Regions from separate parts of the Homo sapiens genome. Here all the other regions are linked to region 3. The links are chromatin contacts, found by Hi-C or POLR2A ChIA-PET in ENCODE. All regions are on one chromosome and are shown on one strand. Each heading gives the region's core, a stretch centred on a gene start or an enhancer-like site at or near the end of the contact. The rest is flanking DNA. Distances are from core to core; before and after follow the strand shown.

Region 1 (5,223 bases), core at 322-2,821, 210 kb before region 3:
CTCTGAGGTTGCTGGGACACTTCTAATTGTCCTCCTGGTTTAGGGCTCTGGAGGGAAAAAAGGCTGGGGTTCAAATCCTGGCTCCTCCAATCAGGTCACGGGAAACCCAGGGCAAGTTCCCGACCTTCTGGGGGCATCAGTTTCCTCATCTGTACAATGGGATGCTCCACTCTACAAGCCTTCCCCACAGTGTATCAGACAAATGAATGGGCTCTGTGGCTGTGAGGTGGCACTCCTAGTATCAGTGAGGACTTGGCTCAGGCCTGGGCCCCATACCTGGGTAGTACTGAATCACTCCCTTGACATAGTTGGCCCACCGAGGAGTCCCAGGCTCCAGCGAGCGCTGGGCTGTGGGCAGTGGAAACTGCAGCCGCTGGGGCTCATCGGCACCCTCAGAGGTGGTGAGGAGAGACACCAGCCCATCCTTGCGGGGGCTGCCCACCAGCACCGTCATGAGCTCCAGAGCCTGGCAGGAGAGACAAGCAGTACGTGAGGCTTCCGCCAGCTGGAGTAAGCCTCTCCAATGACACTGCCTCCAGCCGAGGTTCTGATGCCTCCACAGTCATCAGGTTCTGAACCTCCAGGTTCAGCGTCGCAGGGAAGATCCTGAGGGCCAGCTGACCTTGGGGGCTTGAGCCCTGCCCCCTTAGGTCTTCAGGGGCGGGGCGGCTGCAGCTGGAGCACAGACCTGGACTCTGCCCTGAGCTGTGGGGCAAGGGGGAGAGCTAGCCCAAAGGGAAAACAGATCACTGGAGCTCCAAAGCCTTTACATTTTGGGGTGGCTCTGGACATCCTGTACCTGTGCACTCCCCAAGCTGCAGATGGGGCGGAAAGCGCCCCCCGCTGAAAGCTGGGAGTCCTCACTCCCAAGTCGCAGCCCCGCCAAGAACCTGCTGTGTGACCTCCAGCAGTTCACTGGGCCTCTCTAGGCCTCAGTTTCCTCCTCTGTAAATTGAACGGGCTGGGCCAGAAGGCTACGTTCGCCCAGGTCTGCGGTTGGGGCCCCACGGTGGCCGGAGGCGCGGAGTGTCCCCTTCTGCGTGGCACACAGGGCCTCACAGTTTAAGGGGAACATGCTCCCAGGTTGAAGGCGAGGAGCCCCAGCCCCCAGAGGGCGGGCTTGAGCCAAGAGGCGGCCGCGCACCCTCTCCCGGCCACTTCCTCGCTTCCTCCCTTCCAACGTGGGGAACAGCCTGTCCCGGGGACTCTTCCGTGCACCGGTGCTCCAGGCGCAGCTGCCCGCCCCACATCTCCCGCGGGAAGAACTCGCCCCCAGCGTCCCCGAGGCCCGCCCTCCTCGGCGGCCGGGACAGGCGGCGGCGGGCTAGGGGCTCCCCGTGCAGCCCCTCACCATAGGCAGCACCAGGCCCTGGTTGTAGTCCGTGTGTTCCCCGATGAGGTTGACGCGGCCCGGCGCTGACACGGCCAGCTCGGGCTCGGCCCCGAACTCCTCCCGGAAGGCTCGCCGGGCCTCGGCCAGCAGCTCCGCGACCTGGGGCTGTCTCAAAGCAGCCATGACGCGCGCCTGCAGCTCTGCACAGCTGCTCCGGCACAGCCCCGTCGGCGCGGGATGCTCGGGCGGGGCCCCGCGCGGGGGTGCGCACATTCCCGCCAGCCCCGCCCCGCGCCCGGACGCCCCGCCCCCAGACCTCAGCCGGTTCCGCCCCCACCCGCAACTCCCGTGGGAATCCAGCTGCTGGGTGGTGGGTGGCAGGGGCTAATGGTGCCGGGTGGGATACAGCGCCCCCGATGGTGTCCTTCCCTCTGGACTTCGGGAAGAACCAATGAGCACTCACTAGAGTGAGAATAGCCCTGAGTGGCACTTGGCATGACCAGGATTTCTGAGCTGCCCTTCCCTGGCGCTGGTGACTTTCTATGTGCCTCACCACCCACCACCACCCACACAGCCAGAGCAATGGAGCTGGCACCCGGTTGACCTGGGATTCCCAAAGGGATCCCCTAGGTCCCCAGGGCCAGCAGCTGTGAGAGGTCATCAGCCTCTGATCACCGGTCTCCAAGAGGGTGACCTGACACTCACTGTAAGTAGAGATAAAGACAGACAAGTTTGGGCCGGGCGCAGTGGCTCACGCCTGTAATCCCAGCACTTTGGGAGGCCGAGGTGTGCAGATCACCTGAGGTCGGGAGTTGGAGACCAGCCTGACCAACATGGAGAAACCCCATCTCTACTAAAAAATACAAAATTAGCTGGGCATGGTGGCTCATGCCTGTAATCCCAGCTACTCGGGAGGCTGAGGCAGGAGAATCACTTGAACCTGGGAGGCGGAGGTTTCGGTGAGCTGAGATCACACCATTGCACTCCAGCCTGGGCAACAAGAGCAAAACTCTGTCTCAAAAAAAAAAAAGACAAGTTTGGTGGTGACCAGAGAGTCAATTTTACAAGCTCCTTTTCTAGGTAATACGCAACAGCTCCTAGCAATGGAGAATTGGACTAGGGTGGCGGTGGCCAGCAGTGGGCCCAGCCCCTCCCTTAAGGACCTGCCACAGCTGTCCAGGTAGGTTGTGCTGTTGGCCCCAGCAGGCACTACTTCAGCCCAGAAGCCCTTGTCTCAGAGGCGTGGCCTTGTTCCCAGTCAGGCACTCTTCTCTTGCTATCCTGCATCCTAAACCTGCTGGCCGGCCCCAACTGCTGCCTTGATACCTGTCCACAGCTGCCCACCCTACATGGAACCTTGAAACTGAAAGACTGAAATGTAAGCAGCTTGCTTGGGGTTAGGGTGGGAGTAGTGTGGGGAGTTATGGCCAGGGATTTAGCTTGGGGCCTGCTCAGGGGTGTGCCCAAAGAGTGGGGAACTGCATTCCAAGGGCAATTCTGAAAACTCTTAGAAGAAAACATAGGGGTACAGTTTTGTGACATTGGTTAGGAAATGTTTATTTGGTTTCTGTTTTTGAGACGGAGTTTCGCTCTCGTTGTCCAAGCTGGAGTGCAATGGCGTGATCTCAGCTTACTGCAACCTCTGCCTCCCGGGTTCAAGCGATTCTCCTGCCTCAGCCTCCGGAGTAGCTGGGATTACAGGCACGTGCCACCATGCCCGGCTAATTTTTTGTATTTTTAGTGGAGACTGGGGTTTCACCAGGTTAGCCAGGCTGGTCTCAAACTCCTGACCTCAGGTGATCCACCCACCTTGGCCTCCCAAAGTGCTGGGATTACAGGCGTTAGCCACCACACCTAGTCATGTTTTTTTATTTTTATTTATTTACGTATTTATTTATTTTAGACAGATCTTGCTCTGTTACCCAGGCTGGAGTGCAGTGGCGCGATCTTGGCTCACTGCAACCTCCGCCTCCCAGGTTCAAGCGATTCTCCTGCCTCAGCCTCCCCAGTAACTGGGATTACAGGCACCCTCCACCATGCCTGGATAATTTTTGTAAAAGCAGGGTTTCACCATGTTGGCCAGGCTGCTCTTGAACTCCTGACCTCAAGTGATTTGCCTGCCTCAGCCTCCCAAAGTGCTGGGATACAGGTGTGAGCCAATGCGGCCAGGCAATGGTTTTTTAGATATGACATCAAAAGCACAAGTGACAACAGAAAAATAAACTGTACTTCATCAAAGTGAAATATTTTTCTGCAACAAAGAACTGTCACGCGTGTCCGTGTGAACAGACCACCAAACAGGCTTTGTGTGAGCAACAAGGCTGTTTATTTCACCTGGGTGCAGGCGGGCTGAGTCTGAAAAGAGTAAGCAAAGGGTGGTGGGATTATCATTAGTTCTTATAGGTTTTGGGATAGGTGGTGGAGTTAGGAGCAATGTTTTGCGGGCAGGGATGGATCTCACAAAGTACATTCTCAAGGGTGGGGAGAATTACAAAGAACCTTCTTAAGGGTGGGGGAGATTACAAAGTACATTGATCAGTTAGGTTGGGGCAGGAACAAATCACAGTGGTGGAATGTCATCAGTTAAGGCTATTTTCACTTCTTTTGTGGATATTCAGTTGCTTCAGGCCATCTGGATGTATACGTGCAGGTCACGGGGGCTATGATGGCTTAGCTTGGGCTCAGAGGCCTGACAAGAACATTGTCAAGAAAGTGAAAAGACAACTCACAGAATGGAAGAAAGTACTTGCAAATCATGTATATCTCAGGGGCTTGGAGTTTGAGACCAACTTGGGCAACGTGGGAAGACCTCACTGCTACAAAAAAAAAAAAAAAAATTAGCCAGGTTGGGTGGCACACACCTGTGGTCCCAGCTACTCAGAAGGTGAGAGACCCTGTGTCAAAGAAGAAAAAAAAAAAGCAAAAGATTTCAAGAGACATTTTTCCAAATAATATAAATACAAATGGCCAATAAGCACATGAAAAGATGCTCAAATGTCAGATGTGGTGGTTCATGCCTGTGATCCCAGACTTTGGGAGACCGAGGTAGGCGGATCACTTGAGAGCAGGAGTTCAAGACCAGACCAGCCTGGCCAACATGGTGAAACCCCATCTCTACTGAAAACACAAAAATTAGCCAGGCATGGTGGCGCACATGTGTAATGCCAGCTTACTCGGGAGGCTGAGACACAAGAATCACTTGAACCCGGGGGGTGGAGTTTGCAGTGAACCGAGATCTCGTCACTGCACTCCAGCCTAGGTGACATAGTGAGACTTGGTCTCGGGAAAAAAAAACAAGTGATGTATCTATACAATAGAAATATTAATCCATAAAAAGAAATGAAGTACTGATACGTGTAACAACATGGATGGAGCCTTCAAGAAAAAAATTAGCTGGGCGTGGTGGCGGGCACCTGTAGTCCCAGCTACTCGGGAGGCTGAGGCAGGAGAATGGCGTGAACCTGGGAGGCGGAGCTTGCAGTGAGCAGAGATCGTGCCACTGCACTCCAGCCCAGGTGACAGCGCAAAACTCCGTCTCAAAAAAAAAAAAAAAAGAATGAACTTTGAAAATATTATGGTGAGTGAAGGAAGCCAGTCACACAAGACCACCTGTTGTATATCCAGAATCGGCAAATCTCTACAGATGGAAAGTTAATTAGCGGTTGCTTAGGCCTGAGGGAATAGCAGGGTCAGAGCCAAAGGATGGCAGGTTTCTCTGTGGTAAGGAAAATGTTCTAAAATGGACTGTGGTGATGGTTGCACATGCCTGTGAATATCCTAAACTGTTGAATTTTATGTTTTAAATGGGTGAATTATATGGTATGTATTATATCTCAATAAAGCTGTTAAGAAAAGAATGGGGCCCAGGTGTGGTGGCTCACGCCTGTAAT
Region 2 (4,810 bases), core at 2,311-4,810, 150 kb before region 3:
GGGGCTGCAGTGAGGATCAAGGGAACTCCTCGCTCAACTTGGGGCCAGACCCATGGATGGTGACCACGATGCCCCTTTCCCTGCAGGCCGTGTTCCACATGCAGTCGGTGAAATGCCTTAAGTGTCAGGAACAGAAGCGGGCAGTGCTGCCGTGCCAACACGCTGCGCTGTGTGAGCTCTGCGCTGAGGGCAGCGAGTGCCCCATCTGCCAGCCTGGCCGGGCCCACACCCTCCAGTCGTGACCCTGCAGGCCTGGCCCAGCCTGGCCCAGATCTTCTCACCTAGGACTTTTTAAAGTATATATATATATATGAATATATATATATATGTGTATGTATGTATGTATATGTATATGATTATGTATATGTATACATTTCCGTATGTATGTATATGTATACATTTCCGTATGTGTGCAGGTATGCGTGGTGGTGTGGACAGTGTCTGTGTGTATATCTGTACATAGATATAGACACACACTTTAAAAGACTTACCAAGCACTTTTTAAAAGAAGAAACTATTTTGCAGTCCTCCCCTACCCACTCCCTGCCCTTCCCACTGCAGAGATGACATCCCCTCTTCTCCCACTGGCCTTTTGGCAGAGAATCTGGTTCTGTCTCTTTTTTAATGTAGGAACTAACTATTTTTAACTTCTTCCTGGGGCCTGAGCAGGGAAGGGTGGGACTGGAAGGCACTAAGGGGAAGGGAGAAGCCCTCAGGGCAGGCCCTGCTCCCCCTACCTCCTTGCCAGGGCAAGGGTGGAGTGTGGAAGACGTGGGTCCCCCAGAGCAGGCCTGGCCCCCAGCTGTGAGGGCCTCAGGGAGGCCCGAGGGGGAGTGCTGGGGGTCTCAGCTGGCTTAGCTCCTAAGTTTACCAAATGTTAATTTAGTCTTGGGGAGAACAGCAAGGGCTGGAGGCCAGTGCTGCAGGGCCAGCCCCACTCCTGACACCTGGGCCCTTGAAGCTCCTTGAGGGGCAAGGCCCAGGAGTTCCAGCCCTCAGGTTCCTGAGGGTCCACCCTCAGTCCTTCCCCCCGCCGCCCCTCCCCGGACTCCCCACAAGAGCCTCCCTGGCCCCAGGGCCGCCTACCAGGCTGGTACTCATTCTATGACCACCGCCCCCAACCAGCTGCCCCCAGCTCTCCCTGCCCCCTCCCCTCTCTGGCAGCTAGCAGGGCAATTGGCGGGGAGGAGTGCGGACTGAGGACTGAGGACCAAGGGGGCCCAGGCCCTGCCCTCCTACCCGGAGGGGCTCCGTTTGCATTCCTTGGTGCTCTCTGAGTGCAGCTGGTGTCCCGCCCTGTTCTGGGCGGACGCCTGTGTGCGTGTGTGTGTGCCTGTCCAGTGTATATTGTGTCTTAGCTTCCATTTTAAAAATTGTTCTGTACAGAGAGAGATGCAGCAGGGGCGGGAGGGCAGAGTGGGCGGAGGGGAGCAGCCGCACCCCCAGCACCGGGTGTCTGCGGTAGGAACAAGAGGGCTGAGAGGGTCTGGTCCTGGCCCAGGCTCCCCCTTGGGCTCAGCACGAAAGGGCTTTCAATGAATTAAGTGAAAACTTTTTCCTTTTTTACAAAAATGCAAAAATCAACAAAGCTCCAAACCTATTGGAAATAAAATATGAACTTGCAGTGGTAGCTTGTTTACATGGGGGTGAGGGGGAGTGGGTCCCAAAAGAGGGCCTCTGAACTATGAGGTGGGCCAGGAGCCTTGCCTCAGCCATGGAAACGGCTGCTGCCCACACCCCTGAGCTGTGGTAAGGCAGCTGGAGAGGGCTGGAAACTTCCTGGGCCCATCAGGCCCCAAGACAGTTCAAGTGCTCTCCGACCTAGGCCTAGCGGTTGATGACACAGGGACCCTTAGCCTTGGACACAGAGGCCCCCCAGGCCCTAGGACTCTTTAGGGCTGTGTGGTCAGCGGTGACTGGCAATAGGGCCCGTAACTGTTTCTCAGAGGAACAGTGTCTTCCCAACTGGGCATGGTGGCGCATGCCTGTGGTCCCAGCTACTAGGGAGGCTGAGGTGGGAGGATCACTTGAGCCCAGGAGGTCGAGGCGGCAGTGAGCCATGATTGCACAGCTGCCTCCAGCTTGGGTGACAGAGTGAGATCCCATCTCAAAAACAAAAACAGGCCGAGGCGGGCAGATCACTTGAGGTCAGGAGTTCGAGACCAGCCTGGCCAAAATGGTGAAACCCCGTCTCTACTAAAAAAAAAAAAAATACAAAAATTAGCCAGGTGTGGTGGCACATGCCTGTAGTTCCAGCTACTCAGGAGGCTGAGGCAGGAGGATCCTTTGAACCCGGGACGCAGAGGTTGCAGTGAGCTGAGATTGCCCCATTGCACTCCAGCTGGGCGACAGAGTGAGACTCCATCACAAAAACAAAAAACCCAGTGCCTTCCCATTGGGATGATTTGCTGGTAGGACCCAGAGGAAGTCCTGCCTTCTGCCTTCTTCACCCTACCCTGCCCCTGAGGGATGAGGGGCTGAGGCCTAAGAGGTACGTCCTCCCTCCCACCTCCTCAACTAGGCTGTGCGGTGGGGGGTGAGAAAACACCCTGGTGGGATCCTCTTTGCATGGTCTCGGGCCTTGGATGTCATCTCAGCTAACCTCGACTCCTGTCCTCATTTTGTGCAGACTCAGAGGTTCCGACATGGAACCAGGGTCACACAGCTAGGATGACGTGATGACCAGGCCTCAGGTTCTGACACCCCCCAGGCAGGGGAGGGACCCAGCTCCTCTACGCCCTACTGTCTCAAGAGCAGCCCCTCAGCCTCAACCTGCACCCCTGGGAGGCCCCTGCTCACTGTGCTCCCCCGAGGAACGGGTCCCTGTCCTGGGTGTCACCACAGGAACTGGTATGCCTGGTAAAGCAATTTATTCAAAGCCCACGGCCAAAAATCACCCTAGCCCTGCCTCTGCCTCAGTTATTTCCACACCTACCCCCCTGCTTTGTAGCTACCCCAAGGTGGCGGTAGCTCAAAGTCCCCTGAGGGCTGGGGAGGAAGCTACCCGGCCTGGCTCGCATTCCAGGCCCCACTGTAGGCCAAAGGCATATTTTAAGAGGACAATGGATTTGTTTTTATTAATTTTTTTGCTAAGAAAGTTTCTAGGTGGCAGGTGCTGTCCGGGGAGGGGGCGTGCGCAGCAGACACAGCAGCCAAACTGTCCTTTCTGCTTCCGTCTGTCTGTGCCAGCCCTGCCGCCTGCCAGCTCTTGCTCCCTCAGAGCCAGAAGGTTCTTGGCTCCAGGCTTCCTGGCCTGGATGCTGGCAGCCCCTGGGGAGAGGACCCAGGCCCCCTCTAGTAATGGCCACCACCCTCCCCCCAGGGCAGCTGGAGCCTCATCTTTGGCAGGGTCCCCTCTCCCTTTTCCAGGAGACTCTGTGCCTGTAGCCCTGGTCCCAGTGAACCTGGCCCCCACCCCAGTGGCTGGAACAGGAAGGCCAGGAGGCAGATGGGCCAGGGCCAGGAGACAGATGGCCCAATCCCCTGCCCACCACAGCAGCTTTTCTGAGAGGCGGGCAGGGGCAGGGTTTGCTCCCCCTGGTGCTGGGATGTGGTAGAGACATTGCAGCCAGGGCTGGAGGCAGGGAGGCGGGAGTAGAGATGTCGCTGCTGAGCCCCCATCACCATGGGAGGCAGGGGAGGTCTGCACTCTGGGCACTCCGCATGCTGGGGCTCCCCAAGTGTTAGGCCAGGCTGGAGGGCCGCGATGTGGCGGGGAAGCCCCAGACCCTACAGGAAAGCCCTTGCAAGTCCCCACCGGGGACCCAGCCCCACCGCAAACCTCTACGGCTACGGTGCCGGCCGCAAGGCATGCTGGGAGGCCTGCTTGGCCCGGTGCCGCCGCAGCCTCACAAAGACCTGGGCTTCTCGGTCACCCTTCCGGCCCTCCAGCAGCTGCAGGATTGGGTCCCCTGCGGAGAGAGGGGTTTGGGGGTCAGATGCCAGGGGAGAGGGCAGTGCCTGGTGGTGGCAGAGAAGAGTGTGTGGGGGGGTACACAACACTGCTCCATCTCCCCAACAACCTGGAAGGAAACAAGTGACAGACCCGCGCCAGCCCAGCCCAGGAGGTGGTCTGACAGACGCATCCGGTCGGGTCGCGTAACAGACAGAGTGCTGCTGGGACACTGTCCTGACTGCAGCGAGGGGCTGAGATGTGCCTGAGGTTTGACTATTACCTTTTTATACGAGAACCTAAAGCTAGCAAGTTAACCTTTTCATGCCTCGGTTTACTCATCTGTAAAAGAGTGCTAATATCTGCTTCGTTGGCTGGAATGCATAAAGTGCTTAGCACTTGCTCATAATAAGTGCACAAGCATCAGACCGTTGCTGGTATCAAAAATGCTCTGCAGGGAAGCGGCCCCGCCGAGTGAGATCCAGGCCCTTCTCCCCAGTTAAACTTCTTGGTGACTTCCCCATGCAAGGAGAGTCACGTTACACTTAGCTTAAAGTTCACTGGTCTCTTGATTAGACCGAGAGATGGGCCGTGGCTGTCCCACTGGCTCCCGTCTCCAGGGAAGCTGTTCTCCGACCCTGGCATCACCTCTCTGGGGCCCCTGCCTGAGCTTTACAGGCTCCCGTCCCCGCACCACCCTGCCCTGGGCTCAGGCCTACCGTTGGGTGCGGGGTACGTGAGGGGCAGGCGGGTCTGAGGCACCTCACCAGGCTCCTCAGAGCCACTCAGCCCGGGCACCTCACGCAGCGGCAGGAAGGCCTCGCCTTCCAGGTCGTCGGCCCCCAGCGTGTCGTAGTCCAGCACGGTGAGCAGGAGGCATGCCCCAGCCTTGCGGCACGGCTCAGCAGGCACCAGGCT
Region 3 (5,006 bases), core at 1,228-3,727:
TTATTACCATAAAGGCAGAACGTGCAACATGTTCTATTTAGCTTGGTTCTAGTCTATACACCACTCATACGATTTAGTCTTTACCGATGAAAATACTGGAGTTCCTTTAAAATGGAGAAACCTAAAAGAGAAAATGCCCAGGAATAAATGAGAAAAAAATGCTATAGGCCAAAATAATCTTGTACTAGGATCATGTAATAGTGTTTGTTTAGGTTAAGGCAAAAAAGTCTTTTTTTTTTTTTTTTTTTTTTTTGAGACAGAGTCTCTCTTTGTTGCCCAGTCTGGAGTGCAGTGGCGTGATCTCGGCTCAGTGCAGCCTTTGCCTCCCAGGTTCAAGGGATTCTCCTGCCTCAGCCTCCTGAATAGCTGGGACCCCAGAAGCGCACCACCAGGCCCGGCTAATTTTTGTATTTTTAGTAGAGAGAGTTTCACCATTTTGGCCAGGCTGGTCTCGAGCTCCTGGCCTCAAGTGATCCACCTGCCTTGGCTTCCCAAAGTGCTGAGATTACAGGCATGAGCCACTGTGCCCGGCCCGAAGTCCTTATTTTTATTTATTTTTACCGTTCCTTGTGGAGCAGGGTGGATCACGAGGTGAGGAGTTTGAGACCAGCCTGGCAACATGGCGAAACCCCATCTCTACTAAAAATACAAAAATTAGCCGGGTGTGGTGGCGGGCGCCTGTAATCCCAGCTACTCAGGAGGCTGAAGCAGGAGAATCGCTTGAATCCGGGAGGTGGAGGCTGGAGTGAGCCGAGATCGTGCCACTGCACTGCAGCCTGGGCGACAGAGCGAGACTCCGTCTCAAAAAACAAAAACAAAAACAAAAAACACAACAAAACACATGGTCTGAAAAAAGGATATACTCTCTTCCACACTAGAACCAAGGCAGGTTTTTATGACGTCTCTCTCATATGCACAAGACAACCATTCAAGCACTGTCATGGATTCAGAACTACTGGGTTCTTAGACTTTCTATTCATTCAGAGGCGTCACAGATCATTCTTCATCCAGGTCCACACTACCATATAATATAATCTGCTATTGCTCCAAAATATTTAAATGGTCGTGCAACTAAAAAAAAAAATGCTCCCAGATTCAGAATTTTAGCAGTCCTCCTTACAAAGAGCAAAATGATTCTGCATTTAAATCAGTCAAATTTGAGTTGCTTGGGCAGAACAATGCTTTTACAACATCCTTGAAACTGTACTCTTGAGAACAAAAACTCCTGCATTTCCATTTATTATCAGCATTCTACAAACACGTCATCCCACGAAAAGGCTTGGATACAAAAGTGATCACATTATTTTTCACACATATAACTTTATTTATTTATTTATTTATTTATTTTTTGAGATGGAGTCTCGCACTCTTGCCCAGGCTGGAGTGCAGTGGCGCGATCTCGGCTCACTGCAAGCTCCGCCTCCCTAGTTCACGCTATTCTCCTGCCTCAGCCTCCCGAGTAGCTGGAACTACAGGCGCCCGCCACCACGCCCGGCTAATTTTTGTATTTTCAGTAGAGATGGGGTTTCACCGTGTTAGCCAGAATGGTCTCGATCTCCTGACTTGGTGATCCGCCCGCCTCGGCCTCCCAAAGTGCTGGGATTACAGGCGTGAGCCACCGCGCCCGGCCACACATATAACTTTATAAAGTTGCATGAAAATATGCCAGTTTGCATCTTCAAACACCAAGCACGGTGATGAAAGGCCACCATAGACCGCAGCTGTAAAGTTTAGGCTTAACAACACTTGCTCTGTTCTAAGGCATACCTACTTTTTAAACCACATAATTTCATCAGGGTCAGCGATGCCAAACTCCCTCATCTTCTTCACCATGATGGCACTTTTCCTGACAGCCACCTCATAACGCTGGCTGCGAGTGAGGAAGTTCAAGTCCTCATGCTGGAAGTCTGGGTCGTTCAGGATCATGTTCTCTGAAAGGGGGTTAAAGGGCATTAAAAGGCAGACAGACACTCGGGCCTCCGTTCCACCCTCCCTGAATCACAATAGGCTTCAGAGTCGCGGACACACCTGGGGAATGGCGATATCCCCCCACCAGGGACACAGGCTGTTCCTCGAAGTGGGGGTCCCGGCTCCCCTAACGCTGGGCCAGAGGGCCTAGGCCCCACAGCGCCCCTGACTCCGCATCGAGGGAGTCTCCAGCTTTTCTCGGGAAAGGAGGGAGGTCTCGCCCGCCGCCCTCACCGATCTCTCGGCGGCGCCGGGTTTTCTCGGGGCTGCCGTCCAGGATGTGTGTAAGCAGCTCCGGGTTGAAGCTGGCGGAATCCCGCTCCCTGCGCAGGTCCGGGTTCATGGCGACGACCAGCTGGCAGCGAAGTAAGCACCGACCGAGGTGGCAGTGACAATCTAAATCCGCAGCTCCAGCGCCGGCCGGACCCTAGGAGGCAGCCTCAGGACGGCGCAAGTCCCCGCCTCCGCTCGCCCGGCCCGCCCCGGCCCGCCCCTTCTTTCTCCGTGGCCCTTTGGCGCGTGAGTGACAGCGGCCCAGACAGAGGGGGCGATGTCCGCGTCGTGGCTGGGGCCGGTCGCGGGGCAGACTAATCCCCTGCTCCTGGCCAGGGGAGGCTCCCGAGCGGATCCTCGGGAAAGGGGCTCCGAAGGTCAAGAAACTGCCCTGCTGGGCGTCCGGGGAGTGGGAAAATAAAGCACTTTTTGTATCCCGCCCCTCCCCCGTCACGTGACCACGCGAGGCGGAAAGAAGAAATCCGAGGACCGGCGACGCCTAGAACAGGTTGGCTGGGGCCTTGGGAAGGGGGCGGGACAACGAGGCTGAGGAGGGATTGCGCCTGCACTTGCCCCCCTCTTACCCCGCGGCCTCTGTCACGCTTCCGGGTCCGTGCCCCTAGGCCTCTCCGAAATGAGAGTGGTCGGGAGACTCTGGAGTCTGGGGCGGGAGATGGGGCTTTGCGGAATTGCTAGGGAGGGTCACTTGGGCTTTTGCCAAATCCACCCGGATTGGAGAAGAATGGGACGGGAACCAGTCTCTTTGGGGAGAGGCTCCAGTTACCTTTTGTTAAGATAATGGCGTCTTTACTGGCAGAGGCGTGGGTTCCGGGGCCCTGGGTGTGGGATTGTGAGCGCTGTTCAAGGGGTGGACGGGGACTTAGAATGAGACCAAGCGGGCGGTGCTGCTCTAAGCCTTCTGTCTGGGAAACCAGACATTTTCCCCCGCAACCTGGCAGTTACTAGAGGTCTTGGAATCCAGACTTCTTTGCTTTCGCCATCACCGTCATCAAAGTGGGAAATGCACACTTACTGTTAAAACCTAGTGTAGGGCCGGGCGCGGTGGCTCACGCCTGGAATCCCAGCACTTTGGGAGGACGAGGCGGGCGTATCACTTGAGCCCAGGAGTTCAAGACCAGCCTGGGCAACATGGCAAAACCCCATCCCTACAAAAAATACCAAAAAATTAGCTGGGTGTAGTGGCATGCGCCTGTAGTCCCAGCTACTCTGAAGGCTGAGATGGGATGGTGGCTTGAGCCCCGGAGGTGGAGGTTGCGGTGAGCCAAGATTGTGACATTGCACTCCATCCTGGGCAACATAGTGAGACCCTGTCTCTACAGAAAAAAAACAAAAAACAAAAACAGTTCTGCCCAGTGGGATTGTAGACAAGGGAGATTCAGGGATTTGTTGAATCATCTCTAGTCATTTTTTTTTTTTTTCTTGAGACGGAGTCTCGCTCTGTCGCCCAGGCTGCAGTGTGGTGGTATGATCTCAGCTCATTGCAACCTCCACCCCCTGGGTTCAAGCGATTCTCCTATCTCAGCCTCCCGAGTAGCTGGGATTATAGGGGCTCGCCACCACACCCAGCTAATTGTATTTTTAGTAGAGACAGGATTTTGCCATGTTGGCCAGGCTGGTCTCGAATTCCTGACCTGTTGATCCACCTGCCTCGGCCTCCCAAAGCGCCGGGATTACAGGCGTGAGCCGCTGCGCCTAGCCTGTCTGTAGTCTGTGTAATACTATGACTTTGGTTTTCTCAGAAGTAAAACTACGAGAGATGCATAACATTCATAATTTGAATAATAGAACTATAATACACACTCTTAACCCCTAGGACCTCAGGATCCTCATTTGTCTTATTAAGCTGCTGATCTCAGGCCCCTTCAACAGCAGAGAGGGTGTCTAGTTTATTCTCTGTACCTGGCACAGTGCCTGCCCCGCTAAAGGTGCTCAGGAAATCTTTGTGGAGTGAACAAATGGCTGCTTGACAGCTGACCTTCTAGTTCTAATATTCTAGGAAACCAATTGCTCTTAATGTAACAATGATAAGGGGTGTACTTAGCATTGAATAGAAAAGACTTAGATGAAGAGCTAAATTTGCTGAGTTTTTATTTTGAAATAATTTCAAATTTACACGAGAATTACAAGAATAGAACAAAGAACTTTTCTTCTGTGACTTTAACGCTTTTTTTTTTTCTTTTGAGATGATGTCTTCCTCTGTCACCCAGGCTGGAGTGCAGTTGCATGATTTCAGCTCACTGCAACCTCCGCCTCCTGGGTTCAAATGATTCTCATGCCTCAGCCTCCAGAGTAGCTGGGACTACAGGAATGTACTACCACACTTGGCTAATTTTTGTGTCTTTATTAGAGGCAGGGTTTCACTATGTTGACCAGGCTGGTCTCCAACTCCTGGCCTCATGTGATCCGCTCGCCTCAGCCTTCCAAAGTGCTGAGATTACAGGCGTGAGCCACTGCGCCTGGCTGGCTGACATTAACACTTTTGAAGTGTATAAGCCCATTGTTTTGTAGTGTTGGGTCTCAGAAAACAATACCCCAAAATGAAGGCCTCAGAAGCAACCCACAAAGCAAGTTGTTTTTTTTTTTTTTTTTACCTTCTGTCCTCCTCTCCCTCAGGTGCATTCTCCCCCGAGCCTAGCCAGAGAAGTTAGAATCCTCTTCCCCAAGGCAGGTCATAGAAAACAGAGTCATTTACCCCCAAAGCCAGCCATAAAACCCTAAATATAAGCTGGGTGCGGTGGCTCACG
Region 4 (5,116 bases), core at 2,107-4,606, 200 kb after region 3:
AAGACACAAATTTATTTATTTTCTCATTCCTTTCTAAAGTCAAGACATCAGATAAATGTTTGTGTTTGTCCACACTATCTCCTCAATACATGCACCATTACTAAGTTATATTTAAGACAAAAGGTGTATCCTGGCCGGGCACAGTAGCTCACGCTTGTAATTCCAGCATTTTGGGAGGCTGAGGCAGAAAGATCGCTTGAGCTTAGGAGTTTTGAGACCAGCCTGGGCAACATGGCGAGACTTTGTCCCCACAAAAAATGTAGAACTTAGTCAGCATGGTGGCACACACCTGTAGTCCCAGCTACTCAGAAGGCTGACGCAAGAGGATCACTTGAGCCCAGGAGATTGAGGCTGCAGTGAGCTATGATAGCATCACTGCACTCCAGCTTGGGGGAGAGAGTGAGACCATCCCAAAAAGGAAAAAAAAAGAGGCCAAGCGTGGTGGTTCATGTCTCTAATCCCAGCACTTTGGGAGGTCGAGGTGGGCAGATCACTTGAGGTCAGGAGCTTTGAGACCGGCCTGGCCAACATAGCGAAACCCCATCTGTACTAAAAATACAAAAATTAGCTGGGTGTGGTGGCACAGGCCTGTAGTCCCAGCTACTAGGGAGGCTGAGGCAGAAGAATTGTTTGAACCCAGGAGGTGGAGGTTGCAGTGAGCTGAGCTCATGCCACTGCACTCCAGCCTGGGCAACAAGCGAGACTCTGTCTCAAAAACAAAAAATAAGTATCTTATTTCAACCTAAAACCAGAGATCTCACTCATATGCTAACAGGTAAGTATGAAAGGAAAGAAAACTAATGCCTTCTTGGGACCAAGAAAGATGAAGCTCAGAACAGATTCAGGGCCAAGCATTTTTCTGAAGTACTCATGCACCAGTCCACTGTACTTAGCATTAGCAATCGTTTTCTCAGTTCATATCCACAGAGTTTCTGTTTTCTTTTTTAGAGTCTGCAAAGGGTAATTTTCTCAGCCCTAGGTCTACTGAGTAAGGGAGTGCATGGTGACAAGGAAGACCAGATAAAGTCTTTCTGATGTAAGCATCCTGGCATATCCGGAAACAGGAAGAGCTTCCTTTTCTGTCTTGCACACAACATGCCCCAGGTCCACAGACAGAGGGAGACTGAGAAGCTTTCTGATCTCTTACCTCAAGCTCAGTATGGATTTATAGAATGGCTTCCTGTTTCTCAGGTATCATTCTGGAGTAAATAAACCCTTAACAGCCTTATGAAGGACAACTAAATGCAGCTTCTAGAATCCTATTTCACTTTTTATAATGAAAACAGGCCTCAGATCAAGACTCATGAACAAAGAATGAAATTTGGTCTGCTCAGGGATTTGGGGACCAAACATTAAGTGTGAGTACCTTTACGACAGAAAAGCAAGGCACAGATCCCCCTAATCTATTCATCTAACCAGAAAACTCTGCCAAAAGAAAGCCCCTTTCATGGGGTAAAACTTGGGTAACCTGCAATTACAGCTTGGCAAATCATGAAAAAAGAGAATGTAAGGAAATATTTAACTGAGTATCTACTATGTGCCAGGCATTATGCTAGGTACTTTAGATAGATTCTTTTTGTCCCCCATTTTACTTTACATATTTTTTATCTTTATTTTTAAATTTTCGTAGAGATGGGGTTTTACTATGTTGCCCAGGCTGGTCTCAAACTCTTGAGTTCAAGTGATCTTCTCGCCTCAGCTTCCCAAAGTGCGGGGATTAGAGGTGTAAGCCACCACACCTGGTCTTTTTATTTTTATCTTGGTAAAATACACATAACATGAAATTTACTATCTCAATCATATTCAAGTATACAGTTCAGCGGCATTAAGTAACATTCACATTCGCATTATCGTGCGGCCATCACCGCCATCCAGCTCTAGTTTAGGTATGCTCTTATTTCACATTCTCGAAAGGAACAACATGCCTGCCCCTCTCACCAGCCTGTAAGTTCCGTGTGTATGCTGGAGGACAGTCCAACATGCCGGAGAAATACAGTAGCCGACTGAAAAATGAAGAATGTCAGTTAAACAAACTGACATTCTACAGATAAAGAAACCGAGACTCAAAAGATTCACGTAATCATCCAGGGTCCCAGAGCTAATGAGCAGCAGAACCACAATTTGAACCCAGGTACATCTGACTCCAAAAGCCATACTCTATTGCACTGCTTCTACTGTAGGGCAAGTCTACAGGCTCTTCTAATCCTAGGAGTGTTCCAGGGACCTGAGCAGAGTTCGGGGAGTCTGAAAGTTATACCATCATGGCAAACAGTACTGAATTCTGTGAAGGTTCTGGAAGCTAGCCAAAAATCTCCAATGGCGCCCTATGCTTAGATGGCAGTATGTACAAAATCATACCACGCACCACACTCCTTTCTATCTTTAACAGGAGTATCTAAGGTCTTCTTAGAGAAGAGCTTTCTTGGAGCACAGTATGACAAAATCTTTGTCTATAAGATCTAACAGTACCTGCAGAAGATACAAATGTACACTGAGGGCAGGGTGATGTCAGAGAACACTGCCAGCAGCCACAGCCACAATGGATACGTCAGTCAGCGTTTACCTTCCACCCAAGATGCTCAAAGATGTGTTACTGCCAGATAGTTCTAAAATATGGCGACTTCTTCACTAAATTGTTTTCAAAAAATGGTCGGGTGCGGTGGCTCACATCTAATCCCAGCACTTTGGGAAGCCGAGACAGGCAGATCACCTGAGGTCCAGAGTTTGAGACCAGGCTGGCCAACATGGTGAAACCTCATCTCTACTAAAAATACAAAAATCAGCTGGGTGTGGTGGCGTGTGCCTGTACTCCCAGTTACTCAGAAGGCTGAGGCAGGAGAATCACTTGAACCCAGGAGGCAGAGGTTGCAGTGAGCTGAGATCACACCACTGCACTCCAGCCTGGGTGACCGAGTGAGACTCTGTCTCAAAAAAAAAAAAAAAAAAGAATAAATAAATAAATAATTTTCAAAAAACAAAGACATTTACCCATTCATTCAGCACTCTCACTATATCCTGAGTACTGAACTAGGCCTGAGGGACACAGTGAAGAGTCAAGCAAACCTCTCTTAGTTCCATCTGTAAAGGGGCGTCAAGCTTGCATCTGGTGCCCTGCATGCTTGGATACAACATCCTCCTGGGACTGGGCTGCTGTGTCTGTCCTGAAGTAAGCCTGAATCTGAGAATAACTTAAATCCCAAACATCTCAAACCCAGAATGGAAGTAGAGTTGGGCTCAGCCAGAAGACCTCTTTTGGTGGACCTCAGGCGTTTGCTGACGAAGGCTCTGTGTGTTACGTGAGCAACTCCTCTTTGGCTTTTGACCCTGGTGCTCATCAGCTTCCTTTTACCAGCACATCACATCGGCAAAGCGCCACCTGGTGACGAAAGATGAAATTGCCAGACCATGCCCAAATGCAGGCCAGAAGGGTGCACGTGCATTCACATACACATGGGCACACACGCATTTAGTCTGTGTGTGTGTGTGTGTGTGTGTGTGTGTGTATCAATCACATGTCCTAGATTTTTTTTTTTACCATTCTGATTTCAAATATTACACTACTCCTACGGTTGTACTATTTTTGCTGTAAAAAAATATGGTCACAGTACATGTGAAAGGACATCTTACTCTGTGTGTAAATTATTAGGCAATTCCCAGTAGTCTACAAAAAAACACAATAATCCATTCATCCCATCCATAAAAATAAAGTTAACTTCAACATAAATCTTTTTTTAAAGTATATACTTTGTTTTCATTTGCTATTAGATTCAGGCCTCGTCTCATATATATATATATATATATATATATATGAGAGATATATATATGAGAGAGATATATATCCTATATATCCTATATATGATATATAGGATATATAGGATATATATATCCTATATATCATAATAATATGAAAACTATATTATTACCATCAATTCTCAGGTAAAGAAAGTATTGATATTGTATACTTCTGTTGGTTACTTTTCGCTCTTGTTGCCCTGGCTGGAGTGCAATGGCACGATCTTGGCTCACTGCAACCTCCGCCTCCCGGGTTCAAGCGATTCTCCTGCCTCAGCCTTGCTTCCCGAGTAGCTGGGATTACAGGCGTCTGCCACCATGCCTGGCTAATTTTTTTGTATTTTTAGTAGAGATAGGGTTTCTCCATGTTGGTCAGGCTGGTCTCGAACTCCTGACCTCAGGCGATCCGCCCGCCTCAGCCTCCCAAAGTGCTGGGATTCCAGGTGTGAGCCACCACGCCCGGCCTCACGTGGGAATATTTTTGAAAACTGCAGATCCCAGGGCCCTGTCACTAGAATTCTGATTCAGCTAGTTTGGGGTAGGAACTAGGAATCTGTATTTTAATAAACATTCCAACCAATTCTGATGCAGGTAGGTTAGAGACCCCACTGAAAGAAAAAATGCTGGTCTTCTGCAGCTAATAATATTTAATTATATACCAAAATAAATTCACATAAAGTTTTTTTTTGTTTTGTTTTTTAGAGGTAGGGTCTTGCTATGTTTCCATGCTGGAATGCAGTGGCTATTCACTGTGACCATAGTGCACTACAGCCTTGAACTACTGGGCTCAAGTGATCCTCCTGCCTCAGCTTCCCGAGTAGCTGGGACTACAAGCAAGTCATCACAGCTGGCTAATTTCTATCATTTCTTCCACATTAAAAAACATTTATGGATATAGAATAATTATAGCTTTCTACATTTATTAGCTGGGATTCTACTGTAAGGAAGAGCTGTCCTTTATCATTCAATTATTCAATTATTTCTTCATTTGTTTAATTATAAATTATGTATTTATGTAATTTATTTTATATTAATTTTTTTACTTAAGTAAAAACAAAAAACCCAAAATACCAAAAATATGCTTCCAAAGACAGGAAACCATTTTAGACAATTTATAATTAAAATAGCAAAGTACAGGCTGGGAGCGGTGGCTCACACCTGTAATCCCAGCACTTTGGGAAGCTGAGGTGGGCGGGTTGGTTGAGGCCAGGAGTTTGAGACCAGCCTGGCCAGCATGGTGAAACCCCGTCTCTACTAAAAACACAAAAAATTAGCCAGGCACAGCGGCACGCGCCTGTAATCCTAGCTACTTGGGAGGCTGAGG

Evidence for each region. Hi-C counts contacts between places; a loop is a spot of excess contacts on that map. ChIA-PET counts read pairs that join two places held with the same protein, here RNA polymerase II (POLR2A). Pooled maps may share reads with other maps.
Region 1: a pooled map shows a loop between it and region 3 (6-fold over the local background). The contact joins the promoter of GALK1 here to the promoter of TEN1 in region 3. A Hi-C loop is called at or near these places in 3 of 168 maps with a recorded cell type or tissue (CD8-positive, alpha-beta T cell, ascending aorta and naive thymus-derived CD4-positive, alpha-beta T cell), 4 of 37 single-sample maps with no recorded cell type and 13 of 50 pooled maps. POLR2A ChIA-PET finds 5 or more read pairs at or near these places in 8 of 52 experiments (B cell, CD4-positive, alpha-beta T cell, K562 and 5 more).
Region 2: a loop to region 3 is called in a pooled map, with 2.3 times the contacts of the local background. The contact joins the enhancer-like site here to the promoter of TEN1 in region 3. A Hi-C loop is called at or near these places in 2 of 50 pooled maps. POLR2A ChIA-PET finds 5 or more read pairs at or near these places in 3 of 52 experiments (A549, Panc1 and WTC11).
Region 4: a pooled map shows a loop between it and region 3 (3-fold over the local background). The contact joins the enhancer-like site here to the promoter of TEN1 in region 3. A Hi-C loop is called at or near these places in 6 of 50 pooled maps. POLR2A ChIA-PET finds 5 or more read pairs at or near these places in 6 of 52 experiments (CD4-positive, alpha-beta T cell, GM12878, HEK293 and 3 more).

Annotation. Positions count from the first base shown.
Region 1 is chr17:75,763,621-75,768,843 of GRCh38, forward strand. GALK1 (galactokinase 1) reads right to left here and starts at 1,572. Exons shown (of 8, transcript NM_000154.2): 1 at 1,352-1,572; 2 at 277-466. The coding sequence starts at 1,516. RefSeq lists enhancers at 587-796, 827-1,056 and silencers at 1,167-1,316, 1,547-1,736.
Region 2 is chr17:75,824,176-75,828,985 of GRCh38, forward strand. UNC13D (unc-13 homolog D) reads right to left here. Exons shown (of 32, transcript NM_199242.3): 31 at 4,612-4,808; 32 at 3,050-3,911. The coding sequence ends at 3,790. UNK (unk zinc finger) reads left to right here. Exons shown (of 16, transcript NM_001080419.3): 16 at 87-1,624. The coding sequence ends at 242. Among named protein-coding and RNA genes, the nearest start is that of UNC13D, 18 kb to the right of the region's middle. Within about 2 kb of position 3,561, at least 31 of the 41 ENCODE cell types and tissues checked have a DNase peak (open chromatin) inside an H3K27ac peak, as active enhancers do.
Region 3 is chr17:75,976,763-75,981,768 of GRCh38, forward strand. It overlaps TEN1 (TEN1 subunit of CST complex), which reads left to right and starts at 2,478. Exons shown (of 4, transcript NM_001113324.3): 1 at 2,478-2,749. It overlaps ACOX1 (acyl-CoA oxidase 1), which reads right to left and starts at 2,404. Exons shown (of 14, transcript NM_004035.7): 1 at 2,203-2,404; 2 at 1,772-1,931. The coding sequence starts at 2,311. It overlaps TEN1-CDK3 (TEN1-CDK3 readthrough (NMD candidate)), which reads left to right and starts at 2,455. Exons shown (of 10, transcript NR_037709.1): 1 at 2,455-2,749. RefSeq lists enhancers at 1,578-2,161, 2,067-2,296, 2,162-2,745, 2,867-2,966 and a silencer at 2,377-2,446.
Region 4 is chr17:76,178,980-76,184,095 of GRCh38, forward strand. All of the region lies in intron 2 of RNF157 (ring finger protein 157), which reads right to left. Among named protein-coding and RNA genes, the nearest start is that of FOXJ1, 40 kb to the left of the region's middle. Within about 2 kb of position 3,357, at least 2 of the 41 ENCODE cell types and tissues checked have a DNase peak (open chromatin) inside an H3K27ac peak, as active enhancers do.